Regions from separate parts of the Mus musculus genome. Here region 1 is linked to region 2. Evidence: chromatin loops called from intact Hi-C (ENCODE). Cell type or tissue: left cerebral cortex. All regions are shown on one strand. Links, peaks and the distances in the headings refer to the core of each region. The heading gives the core; the rest is flanking DNA.

Region 1 (9,180 bases), core at 1,649-5,648, 180 kb before region 2:
TATTCTTTTGCTTTAGGATGAAATGTTCTATAAGTATCTGTTAGATCCATTTGGTTCATACTTCTGTTAGTTTCACTATGTCTATGTTTAGTTTCTGTTTCCATGATCTGTCCATTGCTGAGAGTGGGATGTTGAAGTCTCCCATTATCATTGTTTGGGGTGCGATGTATGCTTTGAGCTTTAGTAAAGTTTCTTTTGTGAATGTGGCTGCCCTTGCATTTAGAGTGTAGATATTAAGAATTGAGAGTTCACCTTGGTAGATTTTTTTCCCATTGATGAGTATGAAGATGTCATTCCTTATCTTTTTTGATAACTTTTGCTTGAAAGTTGATTTAATTCAATATTATAATTCCTACCCCAGCTTGTTTCTTGGGACCATTTGCTTTACTCTGAGGCAGTGTTTGTCTTTGTCACTGAGGTGAATTTCCTCAATGCTGCAAAATGCTGAGGAATTATGTTTGTATAGCTTTCTTCTTTTGGGTTTGTTGAAAGATTACTTCATGCTTTTTTTCTAGGGTATAGTTTCCCTCCTAGGGTGTGTTGTTGTTTTCCATCTATTATCCTTTTTAGGGCTGAATTTATGGAAAGATATTGTGTAAATTTGGTTTTGTTGTAGGGTATCTTTTTTCTCCATCTATGGTAATTGAGTGTTTGCCTGGGTATAGTAGCCTGGGCTGGCATTTGTGTTCTCTTAGTGTCTGTATAACCTCTGTTCAGGATCTTCTGGCTTTCATAGTCTCTGGTGAGAAGTCTGGTGTAATTCTGATAGGTCTGCCTTTATATGTTACTTGACCTTTTTCCCTTACTGATTTTAATATTCTTTGTTTAGCGCATTTGGTGTTTTGATTATTATGTGATGGGAGGCTTCTTGTATGTTCATGTGCATCTCTTTCTTTAGGTTAGGGAAGTTTTCTTCTATAATGTTGTTGAAGATATTTACTGGCCCTTTAAGTTGAGAATCGTCACTCTCATCTATACCTATAGTCCTTAGGTTTTTTTTCCTTCTCATTGTATCTTGGATTTCCTGGATGATTTGGATTAGGAGCTTTTTGCATTTTGCATTTTCTTTGACTGTTGCGTTAATGTTTTCTATGGTATCTTCTGCACCCAATATTCTCTCTTCTATCTCTTGAATTATGTTTGTGATGCTTGCATCTCTGACTCCTGATCTCTTTCCTAGGTTTTCTACCTCCAGTGTTGTCTCCCTTTGTGATTTCTTTATTGTTTCTATTTTAATTTTTAGATCTTGGATGCTTTTGTTCATTTTTTTTTGCCTGTTTGATTGTGTTTTCCTGTAATTCTTTAAGGGATTTTTTGTTTTCTGTTTAAGGGCTTCTACTTGTTTACCTGTATTCTCCTGTATTTCTTTAAGGGAGTTATTTATGTCCTTCTTAAAGTCCTCTATTATCATCATTAGATGTGATTTTAGATCCGAATCTTGCTTTTCCCTTGTGATGGTATATTCAGGACTTGCTATGGTGGGAGAATTGGGTTCTAATGATGCCAGGTAACCTTGGTTTCTGTTGCTTATGTTCTTATGCTTGCCTCTCTCCATCTGGTTATCTCTAGTGCTACCTGCCCTTGGTATATCTGACTGGAGTCTGTCCTTCCTGTGATCCTGATTGTGTCAGAACTCCTCAGAATCCAGCTATCTCTGTGATCCTGAGATCCTGGTTGTGTCAGATCTCCTGGGTGTCATGCTGCCTCTGGGACCCTGAGACCCTGGTGTGGCCAAGCTCCTGTGATGCTGGGTGAGTTAGAGCCCTGAGAGTGGAGCTTCCTCTGGGTGTTGTGGGACTGGCTGTGGAGTTAGTGTCCAAAGTCTGTTCAGGGCACAGGCCCAGATTGGGAGGAACTTGTGCCACTGGTCGGGCAGAGTTCCTGGGTGCCTGGATCCCACTGGTCTCAATTACTCCCCTGTCTTGGGGCAGATGTTGTGTCCTCCTCACCCCTAATCCTATGATCCTCTATAATATATTTTTTAAAATTCAAACATTAGCATATGTGGATGTTCTGCTTGCACATATGTCTGCATGCCATTGTGTGACTGTTCCTCCTGGAAGTCAGAAAAGGATGTGGAATACTCTGGAACTAGAGTTACAGATTGTTGAAGCCACCATGTGGGTGTTGGGAACCTGACGTGGGTCATCTGGTAGAGCCAATGAGTGTTCTTAATTTCTGGGCTATTTCACAAGTTCCACCTTACCCTTTTTACAGCGTGGGTATAACTCACAAATAATAGCTTCTTTTCATTTAAGATTAGCAATGTTTAATTTGAAGAAATTTATTTGTTGAATGTTATAACATGTTCTTTAAAAGAGGACAGTTTGCGTTGGGCATGGGGCACACACCTTCCCCCCATCACTTGTGAGGCAGAGGCAGGTGCATTTTGTGATTTCCAGGCTAGTCTATATAGTGAGTTCTAGGACAGCCATGGCTATATAGTAAGACCCTTTCTCAAAACCAAAATAATAAAGAAATGAAAATAACCATTTGAATGAAATTTATCCAAGTCATAAATAATATTTTGAGTCTTCTAATTACAAATTTAAAGAAGAAAAACATTATAGAATAGAATAAAAATGTTATAAAATAATCTGGTGTGGGGCATGCCTTCCTTTCCAGCCCTCAGGGATGCAGAGACAGTCATATCTGTTGAGTTCAAGGCTAGCCTGATCTACATAGTGAGTTCCAAGAAAAGCCAGGGCTACCTACAGAGACCTTGCCTCAAAAATCGAAACAAAACAATACAAAACAAAACAAATTACAAGTAACTTAAAGATTTTTCTAAGTGTCAAAATATCCTCAAGATCAAAGTGTCAAAATAAAGAAAAATCTTTGGAATATTTATTGTCTATCAATTTTCTATCTATCTAACTATCTATCTATTTATCTTTGTATGTGCATGTATGTGTGTATGGCCAGGTGTACAGAATGTGTCTCTGTGTGTTTATGATGACACTTATGTGGAGGTTAACAAGGCCAGTTTTTATTTTACAAGCTCCAAAGTATTATAATTTCAATAGACAGTAATTGTGAAAATTGTTGAAATGATGTGGATGTACTTTTTATTGATCCAAAACATTAAAAATCTAAAACTTGAAAATGTACAACTTGTGAGAATTCTAATTAGGACTCTAGCAAGGATTCAAGAGCCACACAACTTTCAACATATCACACAAATCACAGGAGAGACTGGTTTGTTGATGAGAACATCTGGATTTCATATCAGTCACCAATGGCTCTTTGAATATAGGAAGGGAAGAAATACATTTTATTACTGTTCATTAGTAAAAATGGGCAGAGAGTAGGGTAAAATGATGCCACAATTGTGATAATTGCCCCCAGATTTCCTGTTCTTCCACGTGTATAAAACCTATCATAAAGGGTGATTAAGTTGTTCAACAAATAAAAGAACACAAAGCAGTTTACAAGCAACAGGATTGTGTGAGTGGCTTTGTGTTCTGGAGACTTCTGAGAGGAGAGTCTTGGGTTGCGGAGATGCTGGGCTCTCTTGTGATGCCTGTAGAGGAGGGTCACCATGGAGAGGCTGGTCCACATCATGATGACCAGAAGGACAAGGTCTCTTGTTATGATAACGCCGAGGAAAAATCCTGGATTGGGGTACTCAACTGGACTACTTTCACAGTAAACATGAGAATATCCATAATTAACACCAGTGTAATTAGTTTTTGCTATTACATTCTCAATCAGGTGCACATATATGACCATGTTGATGAACCAGGAAAACAGGAAGGTGCAAAAAGTCCACTTAGAGAGTTTAGGCTTAAGCCACGCCCACTTAGAATTACTGGGAGTGATGGTGATGGCCTGGAATGTGCTTAGAATAGAAGTGCTAGAGATGGACATAGCCCGGGAGACTCTATAGATATACACAAAGGCCTTACAGCCAGCATCATGCAGAAAACTAGGCACTCCAAAGGATGATGTGATATATGGTATCATAGCAAATATGATTGTCAACATATTGACTATCATCAGGTGCATGAAAATGGGATCGATCTGTCTGTTAAAGCGAGCTTTGACCCAGAAGTTGAATATATACAGCATGAGGAGCAATGAGTTCCCTAAGACTCCCACACAAAACTCAGATATGACGAAAACCCCCAAGATAGTGTTGCTTGGAAACAACATCTCAGTCAGACCTTCAGTAAAAATGGATCAGATTGAAGTATAAAGCTAATTACATACTCATATTTGTTGGGAAATATACTGACTGACACTTCAGGAGGAGAGAAGGTTAGAGAAATGTCCAACAACTTGGTATTTCAGGTTCAGATGTGGTACCTCTGGGTACTCCATTCTAGGAAATCTTGAGAGCCTCAGATGATAGAAAGTATTGAAGCAGGTAGACTCAAAGAAAAAACAATCTGCTGAGTGCTGTTACATCAAGAAGCAGAATTTATTAATGACCCAAAGACAAAATTGCAGGTTATAAAGAGCTTTTCTTCAGCAGATTACACTGTATGATTTTTAAAAAAAGAATTGTTGTTTTCATTTATGTATATGTGTACACTGTAGCTGACTTCAGACATACCAGACAAGGGTATCAAATCCCACTGTAGATGGATTTTAGCCTCCAAGTGGTTGCTGGAAATTGAACTCAGGGCCTCTGGAAGAACAGCCAGTGCTCTTAACTACTGCGACATCTCTCCAGTCCATACTGTATATTTTCAAAACTCTATTTGAAAGTTGTAATCTTTACCAAGTAGACAGTAACATATATATCTGAACACTTTTGTAGGTTCAGTTGTTCTCTTAAACTCTTCCAAGGTATTTATCTTTAAATTTATAACAGAGATGAGAGATGGCTCAGTGGTTAAGAGCATCAGCTTCTCTTCCAGATAACCCAGAACAGAGTCCAGCACTCACTTGGAGGCTTACAACTGTAAGTTCATTTCCAGGGAATCTGTTACCTTCTTCCAGACATGCACACACTTCACAAATATACATGGAAGTAAAACACTGTGCATGTTAAAGAAAAGAATAAATTGGATATCAATTCTCAATGAAAGACTTCTCACTTAGGATTTGTTTCTGAGTCCAACCATTGGGTTATTTTGGGGACTCAATCCCTCTGTAGAGCTTCTGTTATTCAAAATATGAAGAGTTGGTTGTTACAACACCCAGCCCATCGTTGAGCACATTCTTAGAGAAATATATTTTTCTGTCACTCTTTTAATTATTTGTAGGAAAATGAACTGAAAAACAGACCATTGTGTTATGTGAAATAAGGCAATCTCACACAGATAAACATGACACATATTCTCATATATCGAATCTGGTGGGGAAATTCACAAACCCAGTGGGGAGACTCTGAGCCATGTTTGAGAAACGGATGTGGCAGAGTGATACAGTAGGGAATTATGGGCAAACGTCATGAAAGCCATGCTTGTGTATGTAACTAAATTCATAATACAATATACAGATAGGATGTGCATCTGCCAATAAGACCTCATAAAGCTTCAATGAATCAATACAATCATCACTACCACCAAATCCCAAATTGGACTAAAGACACTAAATATATAATGTTTTCTATTATATTTCAAGTATGTCATAAATCATCACCAAAGCATTACATTCCAGTAACCTGTTAGTATGTCCATAATTTAATAACACCACAAATATATGTTAGGTAATTGTTGGGCAAAGTGTAAATGCAAATGAGCACATAGCTCCAGTGTTCAAGGGAACATTAGAAATGTACTCTTTACTACACTGCATATGCTGTATAAGATTTAACTGTAATGAAAGTGCAGGTAGTTTAGGTAGAAACAGAAGGACAAAGGGTGTAGGGAGATGTCTTTAACAGATGCAAATAAATCAATAAACAAATAAGTAAATATATAAGCAAATAAAAGTAGGAAAATAGTGAGAATATTATAAGCTAAAGACAAGATTTGGTACAAAAAAAGGAGAAAGATACAATTTAGTTATCTGGAAAGAAAAATAGGAGAAAAGAAATCTGAAGGAAAACAGTGCAAGTCTAAGACAGGATAGACCGGGGAAGAGGATCAGTGTGAAGCTCATCATACCTTCCTCTGCCTCTGAGCGCTGAGCACTGGGAGCCCTTCAGGGCTGTGTGAATCCCACGGATAGGATGTGTCTTGGAAAGGCTGCCTAGCAGGTGGCATGGCTAAATCAAGGACAGGATGACAGGACTCTTCCTCCCAGTGGACATGGACCAGCTTGGCACCCAAGGCATCAATGAGCTTGTTACTGCGCATTACTTAGATATGCTCAGGGGAAAACATTGCTCACCCAGATAACTTTAGCATTCTAAGAGTGCAAAATCTACTTCTGAATATTTGCATTTCCCCAAGATGATACATATCAGAAAGTAAACTTGAGGAGTGAAGAAGTCATTAAAAGTTTGAAAACAGTGGTGGGAATTATCACAGCTGTTAGCATAAAAGCTGAACTCCAAGCAGAGCCTCAAAAAACACTCAAACAGTTCCACTGGAGACCACTGTGCCTTGCGTTCTTACACTGTGTTTTAAGGTTCCATGGAGAATACAAAGGTACACTTGGAGTTTTATTTTGACCACACAGTGCATGGATTAGTCATCGTTGTATTATATCCTTGCCTACCAATAAAGTTTGACTCTAAGAGTGCTCAGTTTTGCAAAACACACACTAGTCAATCTGCCTTCCAAATATTTATGCTTATACCCACAGACAAGTCTCAGTTCTGCCCAGATCACAAAAACTTCTCATCAGAGGTCAATATTTAACACAGAGAGATTCACAAGTATTCAAAGTGCTTGGAATAACTGTCCATTAATTCTGGATACCTAAACATGACATCTACTATATCGTCTTCAAGACCCAGGGACACTGGGAGAAGAGAGCAAAAATTCTAAGGTCCAAAGGAACAATGTTATGAAATGCTGTCTCCTGGATATGACAACCACGATCATCCCATAGTGGTGATCAACAACTCAAGACCTGAATACAAAAAAACACAGAAAAAAGGAGGGGTGACTGTGTGTAGAGGGTCCCTTTATTCCCAGTACTTCGGAGGTAGGGGCAGGGGCAGGGGCAGAGGCTGAGAGCTCTTTAAGTTCAAAGCCAGCCTGCTCTAAATAGCAAGTCGAAGTCCAGCTAATGCTGTGATGAGACTGTTTTCTTTCTTTCTTTCTTTCTTTCTTTCTTTCTTTCTTTCTTTCTCTCTCTCTCTCTCTCTCTCTCTCTCTCTCTCTCTCTCTCTCTCTCTTTCTTTCTTTCTTTTTAAAGGAATGGAAATAGGGGTCAATGGGAATGAGAAGGGGATTATAGAAGGCAGTAGGAAGTATACAAACACAATGATGATATACATGATGGAAAGACAGAAAGTTTACACAATTACAAAAGGTCGGAGGTGGCGCACATCTTTAATTACCTCAGTCTGAAGGCAGAGGCGGGTAGGTCTCTGAAGCCAGCATGGTCCACAGAGTCAAATCCAGGATTGCCAGGGGTACACAGAGAAACCCTGTCTTGAACAGACAAAATGAACAAACAACAACAACAACAACACCCCGTGGGGCATTGGGCTATACACAGGCAGTCTGGTCTCCAGTCAAGCTGAGATGTTGAATCCCAGGACCCAGTGGTGATAATTCACCTACATGGGATGGAAGGAGTTCCCTCATGCTCCTGGAACTCTGGCTCCTGTCTAAGTTACTGCCCCCTCAGCCCCCACTAGAGAAGCATGGTTAGTAGTCACGTAGGCAATGTCCCAAGCTTCTGAGCATCAGGATACACTCATCCCCAGTTACCTAGCAACAGTAAAGACCATAAGAGGGGCTGCTTGGCCCCACCTCACTCTCTTGCTCTCTCTCCTCTCACTCCTCTCCTCTCTCTACCTCTTACTCTCTAGCCTTTCTTCTCTATCTCCTTTCCCCCCTCCTCTCTTCTTGGCCATGGATGATCTCTCTCTCTCTCTTTCTACCTTCTCTCTTTCCCCTGCCTTTCTATAATAAAGCTCTAAAACCATAGACTGTCTTTGCTCATCAAAACCCGCTGTGCACAGACTCTCACCTGTGTGGGAACCTGTCCCCCTAAGCCCCATCTCCCATAACCCTGAGGCGACAGGGTGTTTCCTGCCCCCCCCCCCAAGGTCAGGGGCTGCCTCTTGTCCACCCCCCATTGAGTGGAATCAGTGACTTAGATGCTTACCCGGGGCTGAGTGGAAAGCATCTGGCAGCCCTCACATGTCCACCTGCCCATGGCATAGCAGGAACTCTGGCCGGATGTGGGCTATCCTCTCTTCCTCCTCTTTCTCCCTTTTAGTTCTCACAACCCCCAAATTATAAAACCTTACATGCTTCAGGTGCATTACTAAGCTTTTTTTTTTTTTTTTTTTTTTTTTGACAGAGTTTCTCTATGGAGTTCTGTCTGTCTGTTCTTGAGGTTACTCTGTAGACTAGGCTGAACTCCAACTCACAGAGATCTTCCTTCCTCTCTGCCTCTGTCTTCAAAGTACTGGAGTTAAAGTTGTATACCATCACACCTGTCTCATAATTAAATTATTAATTTGATATTTCTCCAAAGTACTTTTTGAACATAGCATAGGCCTTTATTACAGACACATTCTCAAACAATGTTGGAAAAGGTCCACTCAGGCAGATGTGGTGGAGACCACTCTGTTTCCATATCCATTTTCCCTTGATTAAGCACCAAGGCCAGCTTTGCTTACCTCACAAAGGTGCCTTAGCCAAGTAACCACACAACATCAAGGACACTCTGTTGCTTTTATGGCAAGGACAGTTTTAATTCTCAGCAGGATCCCAACCTCCATCACTATTTATACAGATGTCTGCTGAGTTTCAGGGACCACAGAAATGCTTTTCTGGGTGAGGGAGAGGCTGTAGGTCACTGGGGAACTAGGTGAGAATGTCTTGAACATGGAGCATCATAGCTTCATACAGTCCTCTATTCCCCTGATGGTGGTTCTGTTTTTTGCTTCTTCCCTTTGGATGTCCAGGCACTGCTGCACTTCAAGGGCATGGGATCTGATGTGCTTTTCTCAGGGGTCATACATCTGGCATCATCCTATTGAACAAAATGTTTCAGATTACATTTAAGATATCAAATTAGAGGTTCAATAGAGGGGAAATGCAGATTCAGTTTAGCAGAGATTCTGTGGAGTGTATGGTGAAGAAGTAATGCCCATCA
Region 2 (9,180 bases), core at 1,945-5,944:
CCTTTCAACACAGTTTGCACAGGGGTGGTGCATGGTACACCATTCCCCATCCCTAGAAGCCTCCCCCCAGGGTCCCCAAACTCCACCTGCTGTCCTCCATTCTTGAAACTCACAGGTTGGGGTCCCCTGCCATCTCCATTTACTATGCCTGTTGCTCTTGCGTCCTCTAAATGAACAACAACAATGTCCTCCAGGCCCCGCCTCCTTTTGACTAGAAACCTCCCACTTCTCTCCTCTGCAGTCTCCGGCCCTTTCTGCCCCTCAGCTCCCCTCTGATCTCCGTTCTTGGGGACTAACTCTAAGGGCTTCTCCACATGGACCTCCCTCCACTTTCTAACGTCGATCCCCTTCTCTATTTCAAACGGAGGCTCTTTCCAGTCTTGAGGTTTTGGTGCACGTGCCCTCTCCTCCTGCAACTGTACGTCTCTCCAGGGCCTTCCTTCAAGACTCTTGGCATTCTCAGACTCAACCAGGTTGCCTCTCCGATCTATGGGCCCCAGCACCCTTACCCTATTCTCTATCTGGGTTCCCCTCCAGTCTCTGACCTCTGGCTCTCTCAAAAGCTCTTTTTCCAGCTGGGCTCCTGTCCCTTCACGACCCCTCACCTTCTGATTCTCCAACCAGACTCCTTGACCATCTCTCAAGTGCAGTCGCCTCCCTTTCTCACTCTCTCGATGAGGCCTTCCACAGTGGCTGGTCTCTGTGCCCCTCCCCTTCTCTTTCTCCATCCTTGCCCTATTCCTGGGTTCACTCTCCAACAACACTCGGTCGCCATTAACACCCTCTGAGGGCTGCCTCTCCAGTTGCATCTGCCCATTGCATGGCCACTAGGTCACGAAGGCACTGAGCTACACTATGTGAGGGGCTGAGGCGTCTTAAGAGTCGCCTGCGATGGCTGCGCACAAGAGCACAGGCATCCAGGTCACGGGTTGCTTCGTAGGCACGGAAACGTACCCACATGTCGTGGCGGGGCGCCCAGTTGTGCTCAAAATATCTGATGAAAGCAGTTGGAGCCTGGGAACGCAACTCAGCCAGCGCCTCGCTGTAAGCAGTATAGGATTTTGAATCTGCTAGGCGGCAGAGGAGTGGCCACAGGTCCGGATCCTCCTGGCTGGCACCACCCAACTCCTGTGCCTTACTGAAGAGCGTCTCTAGACCCTGAGCGCGACAGATCTGCACACGTGCACACGGCAACAGCTGGCGAACTGCACGCAGTTGTCCGGCCACCTCTGGTCCAGCTGTGAGGCAGCGCACTCGGCCTTTGACATCAGGAGCGCTTTGCAGCAGGGAAACCAGCATGAATCTCAGTAGGCTAGGCGTGCCGGGACGCGCCACGCAACAGGCAGCCTGGCGCGCACGTCCAGCGCTGTCCACACACAGTACTGCCATCAGGTCCAGGGTGCCCTGCAACCCAGGTAGCCGGTCCACCAATAGGATGCGTGGGAAGCGCCGCAGCAGCGCCCTGGTGCGCGATGTTAGAAGGAACACAGTCTCTACCATTGCTTGATCCTCCACGAACACCAGCTTCACCTGTAGACAGGGGCAATAAGTCAAGAAAAGAGGTCAGAGTACACCGTGTGTGTGTGTGTGTGTGTGTGTGTGTGTGTGTGTGTGTGTGCGCGCGCGTGCGTGTAATGCAAATCCATTCGTCCATGGGTTTGCAGATTCTTTTGGTTGGCAAGAGGCACATAAGAAAACCAAAATCAGGAGTTCGTGTAACCTCGCAGCTCTCCACAGTTTGTGATCAGGACATCCTTCCTGATCTGACCTGATAATACTGGGACATTTGCATGTGTGATACTGTTAGCCGCTGTGATACTTTTGAGTCCTATTTGCTGCTGCTGCAAGCCAGGTGTTTGTTACTCCTTCCTGCACCCAGCAGCAGTCTATGCAAGGGCCTTGGACCACAACAGGCTGTAGGAACTGCAAGAGACAAGCAGCCATCTGGAAGCCCTCTGTGCCTGCTGGAGCAGGGACTGTGAATCTTCTTAGACAAGCCTCCAGTGGGATCCCCACTGCTTTAGTTTGAGGGCCACTAGTAAGCAGCAGATTGTGGAGGCAGATCTTGATTTAAGTCTCCCTACCCGCCTCATGGCTTGATTTTACCTTTCTGCCTCAGTTTCCTCTTTAACCTCCATTCCTGCCGGTTTCCTCTTCTAGGAACTGACTGTTCATTCCTCCCAGTCCTGAGAGAGGGAACAGCAGTTAAGAACAAAGCTTTCTAGACCAGACTGCCCCACCTGAGGTCTTGCACCTACTTCTTTCTGGCTAAGTGGCTTTTGGCTGCTTGCCTCATCTCCATTTCATCTTTAAAATGGCAACAGCAAGTCCCGGTACTAGAGAGATGAAATGTATTAATGAGTCTTGTACATTGCCTGGTATAAGCAACATCCTCATTATTAAGAAGTGGTCAATATGTACTTTCAGAAGAGTCCAGGTTCATAGTGACCATATTCATTATTTGTTCAAAGACTCCCCTCTGCCCCAAGATAGGGTTTTCTGTCACCTACACTGGTCTCAAACATGTAGCTAAGGATAACCTTGAACTTCTGGTCCTTTTTTTGTCTGCCTTCTAAGATGTGGGATTACAGGCACATACCACTACACTTGGCTTATATGAGGTTCTGGGCATGGAACCAGGGGAGCCAATTGAGCAAGCACTCTACCAACTGAGCTACACCACCAGCCCCAGATCTCTTTAAGTACTGGGCTAGTGGCTAGAGATCCACGAGCCAGTTTCTGTAAGAAATAACTTACAGTGGTGGAAACAGAATTTGAATCCAACTTAACCAGAGACCTCTTTACAGCATTCTGCCATAATCCAACCTCATCCTGCAAGACTTAAGAACAAAACCAAAACACTGAATAATGTCCAGCTTTCACAAAATCTACTAAATAATCTATGAACAAACTGAGTAGATGGCTCAATGGGCAGAGTGAGCATAGGACCTGATTCAAATCCACAGCACCCACATAAAAAACTGGGCACAGCTGTATGATTGTAACTCCAGCAATGGGAAACAAAGACAGGCAGATTCTGAGAGTTTAGAGGCGGCCAGCCTAGATGAAAACAGCATTTTTTACTTCAGTATGAGATTGAGGCAATAACACAGTGATATGAGGAAGACAGGTAGTATTCTCCTCTGACTTCTGCATGGAAACATGCATTGCTTTGCTCAGGTACATGCAATACATGCACACACGCACTCAGGTGACCAAAATACATAGATATTTGCTAAAATAATAGGTTTGGAAGAGTCCGAAGAGAAGAAAGGCATTGCTTACCTAACCCTAAAATCACACACTTAGCACTCCAAAGGGTACTGAGATTCAATGTTTTAAGAAAACAGAAAAAGTCACACACACACTGAGTTTATCACTGACCCAAGTTATAGTTCTACAACATTTTCAGATATTACTTACTTTTAAATTATTTTATGTGTTTTTTTTTTGACCGCATATTCTATATATCATGTGTGTGGCTGGGGCCCTTGGAGGCCAGAAGAGGATGCTGGAGCCTCTGGAATTGGAATTACAGTTGTGAGCCTCCAGGTGGATGCTGGAAATGAAACTGGATCCTCTGGAAGGGCAGTTAGTGCTTTATTATAATTTTTTATTTACTTACTTTATGTATATGAGTACACTGTAGCTGTCTTCAGACACACCAGAAGAGGGCACCGGATCCCATTACAGATGGTTATGAGCCACCATGTGGTTGCTGGGAATTGAACTCAGGACCATGTTTTGTAGAACCAAGGATATATTTGGTAAGCACAGTATGGTGTGGTGGGAGGAAGTACCGCAGCGAGCCCATGCTGAGCACCCAGTGCTTTTAACCTCTGACTCATCCCTCTAGTCTCCAGCATTTACACTGTCATTTGAATTTACTTAAAAGATGTTCAGCCCACACCCGCGGTATCCAGTAGGGTAGCCACATGGAGGTGTTTATTCAATTTAAGCTGTGTCATATTGTTGTAATAAACTGTTAACTGTGAGTATAACATGCTTCTGTGTTCTGTGATTCCTAGTGAATCACTGAACCCCAGAGTGGCACAACGGTCTCCAATGGCAACAAGGGAGGGACTTGCCCAAGTCTTTGGGCTAGGAAGTCTAGGAGAAAGGTTTAGGCCTATAGGAGTGGTGGGGTAGGAGAAGGCAGAGTTGTGTGGGTGACACTTAATGGGTGTGCTAACATTTGATGAAGGTGGAGCTCTTATGTAAATCAGTTTAGTCTTCTTCCAAATAGTTTCGGAACAAGCATGATATACAGAGCACTGCTCTAGGAATGGAAAAGTATAAATCAGGTGCACTGTGGTGTGTGTATGTGGAACAGGCAGAAAATTAGAGAGAAATAGATCTTAAGGTGATGATTCTGGGTGAATGAAGCCCTGAGAACATTAGTCATGCATGAAGTGCTTCTCTACCAGACGCTCCTCCAAACCCTTTAATAACCTCACAAAGCATGCACTGTAATTACCCCCCCACCCCTTACACAGGGGGAAACAAACACAGAGAAGCCAGTTGCTTGCTCATTTGAGGTCATCCAGAGAGAACTGGCAGAGTAAGGCTCTGAGTCCATGTAGCTTGGGCATAAGGCCAGATTCTTAGGCTCTGTGCACAATGGTGCATCTGCAGAGATGGAAACGTTTAAGGAACATTGTTTCAGGCATGTGCAGGTAGTGGGTAGAGACCAACCACAGCACTTTCCACTCCCACTCCCACCTCCCTATAGGCAACTATGCCCTTTCCTTTCCATATCAGAGTGATAGTACTCTCCACTTTGTCCTGAAGGAGGAAAAATGAGGGAGTGACAACAATAGCCAAATAACTAAAATATACAGGGTTACTTTCTGGATTCTTTCTCTTTCTGTCCCTGTCTCACTGTTGTGCCACTCTGTCATCTATGCATGACAAGATAGATGCTCTCTTGAGATTTTAGCAGAGGTTCTCTCCGCCTCTTTGTCTCTCTGTCTGAAACCTGTACAAGACTGGGGCTATTTAAGTTCCGCTATAATGGTGAGGAGTGGCTCATGAGGACCAGACCCTCCCCAAGGATGTGTAGGCTGTTACTGGTTGCTAGGAAAAGGACATTTCCTCAGCAGTGTATTTGCTTGTAAACCGCCCATGCTTCTGTAACCCTAAATAAAACCATCAGTTTCCCGAGGTAGACCTAAGTGGAACTGCGTGTTGGGTATGTTGCTGTTGCTCCATCTGGAGTGAAGAGAAATTTGTTCATCTGAGGAAAAGTTCATGGTTCCCTGACACACATACTTAATCCACACCTGATAATCCTAAAAAGTATTGTCTGTTATTATCACCCCCATTTACAGATGAACAAACTGAGGCTCCAAGAACCTAAGTTACCTGTTTATAATGTGTTCACTGTCCTATAGCCAATAAACAGCACAGCCACAATGTATAGGAAGCATTGAGAACATACCAAGAGTAATCAAGTTGCCAGCTTTGACTATACCCACCCCACTCCAGGATGGCTGAAGTGGTATAAACACTGGCAAAACTTAAGAAAGGTCTTGATGACATGGCCCGATTTTGTCCTTTGTCAAATGTACTGGTTATTTTACTATTCATTGTGACCAAATACTTGCTAAGAAACAACTGAAGTGAGGAGAGTTTATTTTGGCTTACAGTTCGAGTCAACAGTCCTTCATGGCAGGGGTAGGAGATATGGAGGAGCGTGAAGTGGCTGGTAACCTGTGACTGCAGCTAGGAAGCAGAGCTCTGACAGGAAAGCTATAAAGACTCTAGACACCACCTCAGTGATCTACTTCCTCTAGCAATGCTTCATCTTGTGAAGGCTCTACAACCGTCCAAAATTGTGTCACAAACTAGAGGCCACATGTTCAAGCACATGAGCCTATAAGGAACATTTCACACTCAAAACATGACAAGTGACTGTGGGTTTCTCCATCCTGGGCACTTAGTACTTTGTACTTCATGTGCTTTGCAAGTGCGTAGTATCATTACTTGTTTTGGTCAATGACATATAAAAAAAGGGCCAGGTTCTGAGCTGTCCAAAAACAATCTCTGCTATGCTTTTCAGTCCCCGCAGTGTCCTACAGTGGCGTATAGTGTTACAGGCTCATGCACATGTGGGGCTCCTTGGAACCTTATGGGAGGTCTTTAGTTCATTAGGGTATGCATCTGAAAGACTGTGACTCAACACCAGTCCTTGAAGCTTTTCTGCTTCCTGCCTTGCCAGGGCCTTGAGCAGCTTGCTCTGCCATGTGCTCCCTACATAATGTACCACCATGCCAGAGACCCAAGTCAATGAGGCTGCCGATTCTTGAGCGGAACCTTTAGAACTATGAAATAAATGAACTTATTTACTTTGTAAAGTTTATGGCCTTGGGCATATCAATATACTGATGTAAAGCTAACATACCCTTCCTTGAAAAACTGCTGCAAAGTGAAAGGAATATATAAATGCTGTCTATCTAGTTTGGGGATGACAGTAAAGAATTCCCTTTCAGATTACTGATGTGCTTTATAACATAGAAGTCTTTCAAAAGAACTTAGAAGTGAAAGAGCCTGGGTGAGACTACACAAAGTGATGGACTGAGCATCCCTCTTTCTTTTCAACCTCTAAAGATGGGGGAGAGAGAAAGATGACAGGTGCAACACTTACCTTGTAAGCTGGAAAGCAGGTGAGGAAACTGATGGTTATCCTACCCACAAAAACTGTGAAACCTAAGTGGGCAGATGGAAAGTACTGGTAACGAATACAGAAACCCATTAGGATCAGGCAATACAGGGTTTGCTCATAAGACTAGGTTAGGGCTGTAGGAAACCCTGAGATTCTCCTCTCCCTCTAGGCTGTCACTCTTCCAAGTGGCTGGAGGTTTATTCTGTAAACAGGGTAAATGGAAAAAGTTGCTGGTCTTGTGGACAGCGGGCCCACCTGAGAATGAAGGAGGGAGATTCCAAGCTCCATGCAGGGTCGACATGCATCATGCTGACTGCCAGATCCAGTCCCTTCCCCATATAGCAGCTAGACTATGGCAGCCTGGCCTTCACCCCCAATCAGCAAGTGAGAAGACTTTTCTCAGGGGACCTGACCAAGTCCCAGAGAAAGAAGGAAAGATGTTGACATTTGGCATTCGTCAGCATGCAAGGTAAGACAAACTATTTGTGTGCTAGTCATGGTAGCACACTACTCCCAGCATTCAGGAGGCAGAAACTAAATGACTAGGAGTTCAAGGTCATCCTTAGGTACACAGCCAGTTCCAGGTCAGCCTGGGCTTCCATGGGCCCTTACCTCAACCAACCAATGAACCAATCAACCAACCAAACTGAAGATGCAAAATAGACAACATTGTCTATTGTTGAGTGGTGTGTGTGTGTGTGTGCACTTGAGCATATATGAAGTCATGCATGTGTGTGCAAGCTGGGGCAGGTTATAGTTAATGGAGTTTTAATCAACCTCAAAGAACAATAATATTGGGTCATTTGTCATTTACAGGGACATAGATGGGCCTGGAGATCATATTAAGCAAGTCAGACTGAAATAGGAAAATACTGTATTTTTCTCTCATTTGTACAGCCAAAACATATACATAATGAAAATCAAGGAGGGTTATTAGGAAAGAGGATGTGGAGTATAGCAGGGGAATGAGGGAAGAGGATGATGTGAGGTTGGGGACTAAGGTCCACCAAGTACATAGTACACTTGAATGGAAATCTCGTGAACTTATAGCATTGTGTACTAGATATATAAAAAAATATGTATTTTAAATATAGAAATGTAAACTTACCTGCACATGTACAGCTCTATGCTACCTGATGCAAAAGTCATACTAATGAAGAGGTCTGTTTAAATTCAATTACTTAAAAACTCCAGTTTTGGGCTGGGGGAATGGCACAGTTGGTAAAGTACCTGCCACTCCAGTATAGGGACCTAAGTTTAGATGCCTAGATTCCTCATAAAAAAACTAGTGAGAGGTGGGGGCAGAGACAGGTAGATCCCTGAAGCTAATTGGCTAGGTAGCCAGACTACTCAAATTAATGAACTTCAGGTTCAGTGAGAGTCTTTGTCTCAAAAATTAGAGGGGTTAGGGTGGGGCAGTGAGATGCCTCAGCAGTTAAAAGTGCTTACAACCAAGCCAGAGGACCAGGGTTCAATCTTTAGAACCTATATGGCAGAGGGAAAGAACTGATTCCTGAAAATTGTCTTCTGACCTCTGAATGCAAATTGTGCCCTGGGTTCACCTGCACACCCACCACCCCCAAACAAGTAAGTATAATATAGTTAAAAACCACACTGCAAAGTAATCAAGGTCAACCTCAGGTGCCTATGTGTACTCCATCCCTACAACAAAAGAAACAATAATAAAAACAAACAAAAACCCCAAAGCAATCAACCAGCCAACCAACCACAAACCCAGCTCCTCAACCATGTTGAGACATTTCAAATGATCAAGAGTACATGAGGCCAATGGCTACTATGCTGGATAGCAGAACTAGAATCCCCCATTAAGAGGTTGGGAACACGGCTCAGTGGGAGAACACCTGACTAGAATCCTCCAATGAGGGATTAGGAGCATGACTCAGTGGCAGAGTGCTTGCTCAGCATATAGTAGGCCTTGAGTTCTAGTCCCAGGACTGCAAAAATAAACACCAGATAGTTAACAGTACATTACAATTTCTGCATGTCCCTAGCTTCTTCTGCTTTACAATACTTTGAACTCTATCTCATTATATAACAATTTCCTGTGTGCTGAGTTCAGGGGCATACTCTAGGAACATTCATTAAACAATGGACTTGTTTATGTACTTTCCATTTGTATAGTCCAAGTTGAAAAAAGATTAATTTCATCTTCCCTCACTTGGGTTCTCTTCCTCCTAGTACTTAATTGACATCCTATCCGGGTGTTTCTTGTTTCTGCCACTAGAACTTCTGCAAGGGAGCCAAGAGACATTCGTGCTTATTTCATTTTCAGCCCATTAAAATGAACTCAGACTCTTATTGTACCGGTTACATTTCAAGGCTAATCATCCACGCATGTCTGGAGTTCCCATACAATAAGTCTGCATAGGATAGAAAGCTGTTGTTCAACAGTCCATACTAAAGGATGTTCTGTGGCTGCACCTTCAGCACCCTAGTAGGTGCTTACTGAATAAATGAATGATATGTGGTGAAGGAATGAACAACCCATGATGTTG

Evidence for each region. Peaks named below come from ENCODE experiments on the same cell type or tissue, not always from the same donor. Only the 100,000 strongest peaks of a DNase experiment are listed, where the experiment ranks them.
Region 1: a loop joins it to region 2, with 2.8 times the contacts of the local background. A loop is called at or near these places in 4 of 42 quality-filtered maps.

What each region holds. Positions count from the first base shown.
Region 1 is chr7:13,081,061-13,090,240 of GRCm38, forward strand. It overlaps Vmn1r85 (vomeronasal 1 receptor 85), which reads right to left and starts at 4,155. Exons shown (of 1, transcript NM_145847.1): 1 at 3,229-4,155. The coding sequence starts at 4,155. The coding sequence ends at 3,229. In left cerebral cortex, for the core only: no CTCF peak of the experiment used is centred there; no DNase peak of the experiment used is centred there.
Region 2 is chr7:13,260,111-13,269,290 of GRCm38, forward strand. It overlaps Zswim9 (zinc finger SWIM-type containing 9), which reads right to left. Exons shown (of 5, transcript NM_177312.4): 4 at 790-1,530; 5 at 1-788. Among named protein-coding and RNA genes, the nearest start is that of Zswim9, 14 kb to the right of the region's middle. In left cerebral cortex, for the core only: a CTCF peak has its summit at 3,688 (motif pointing right); DNase peaks (open chromatin) are centred at 3,925, 4,596 and 5,051.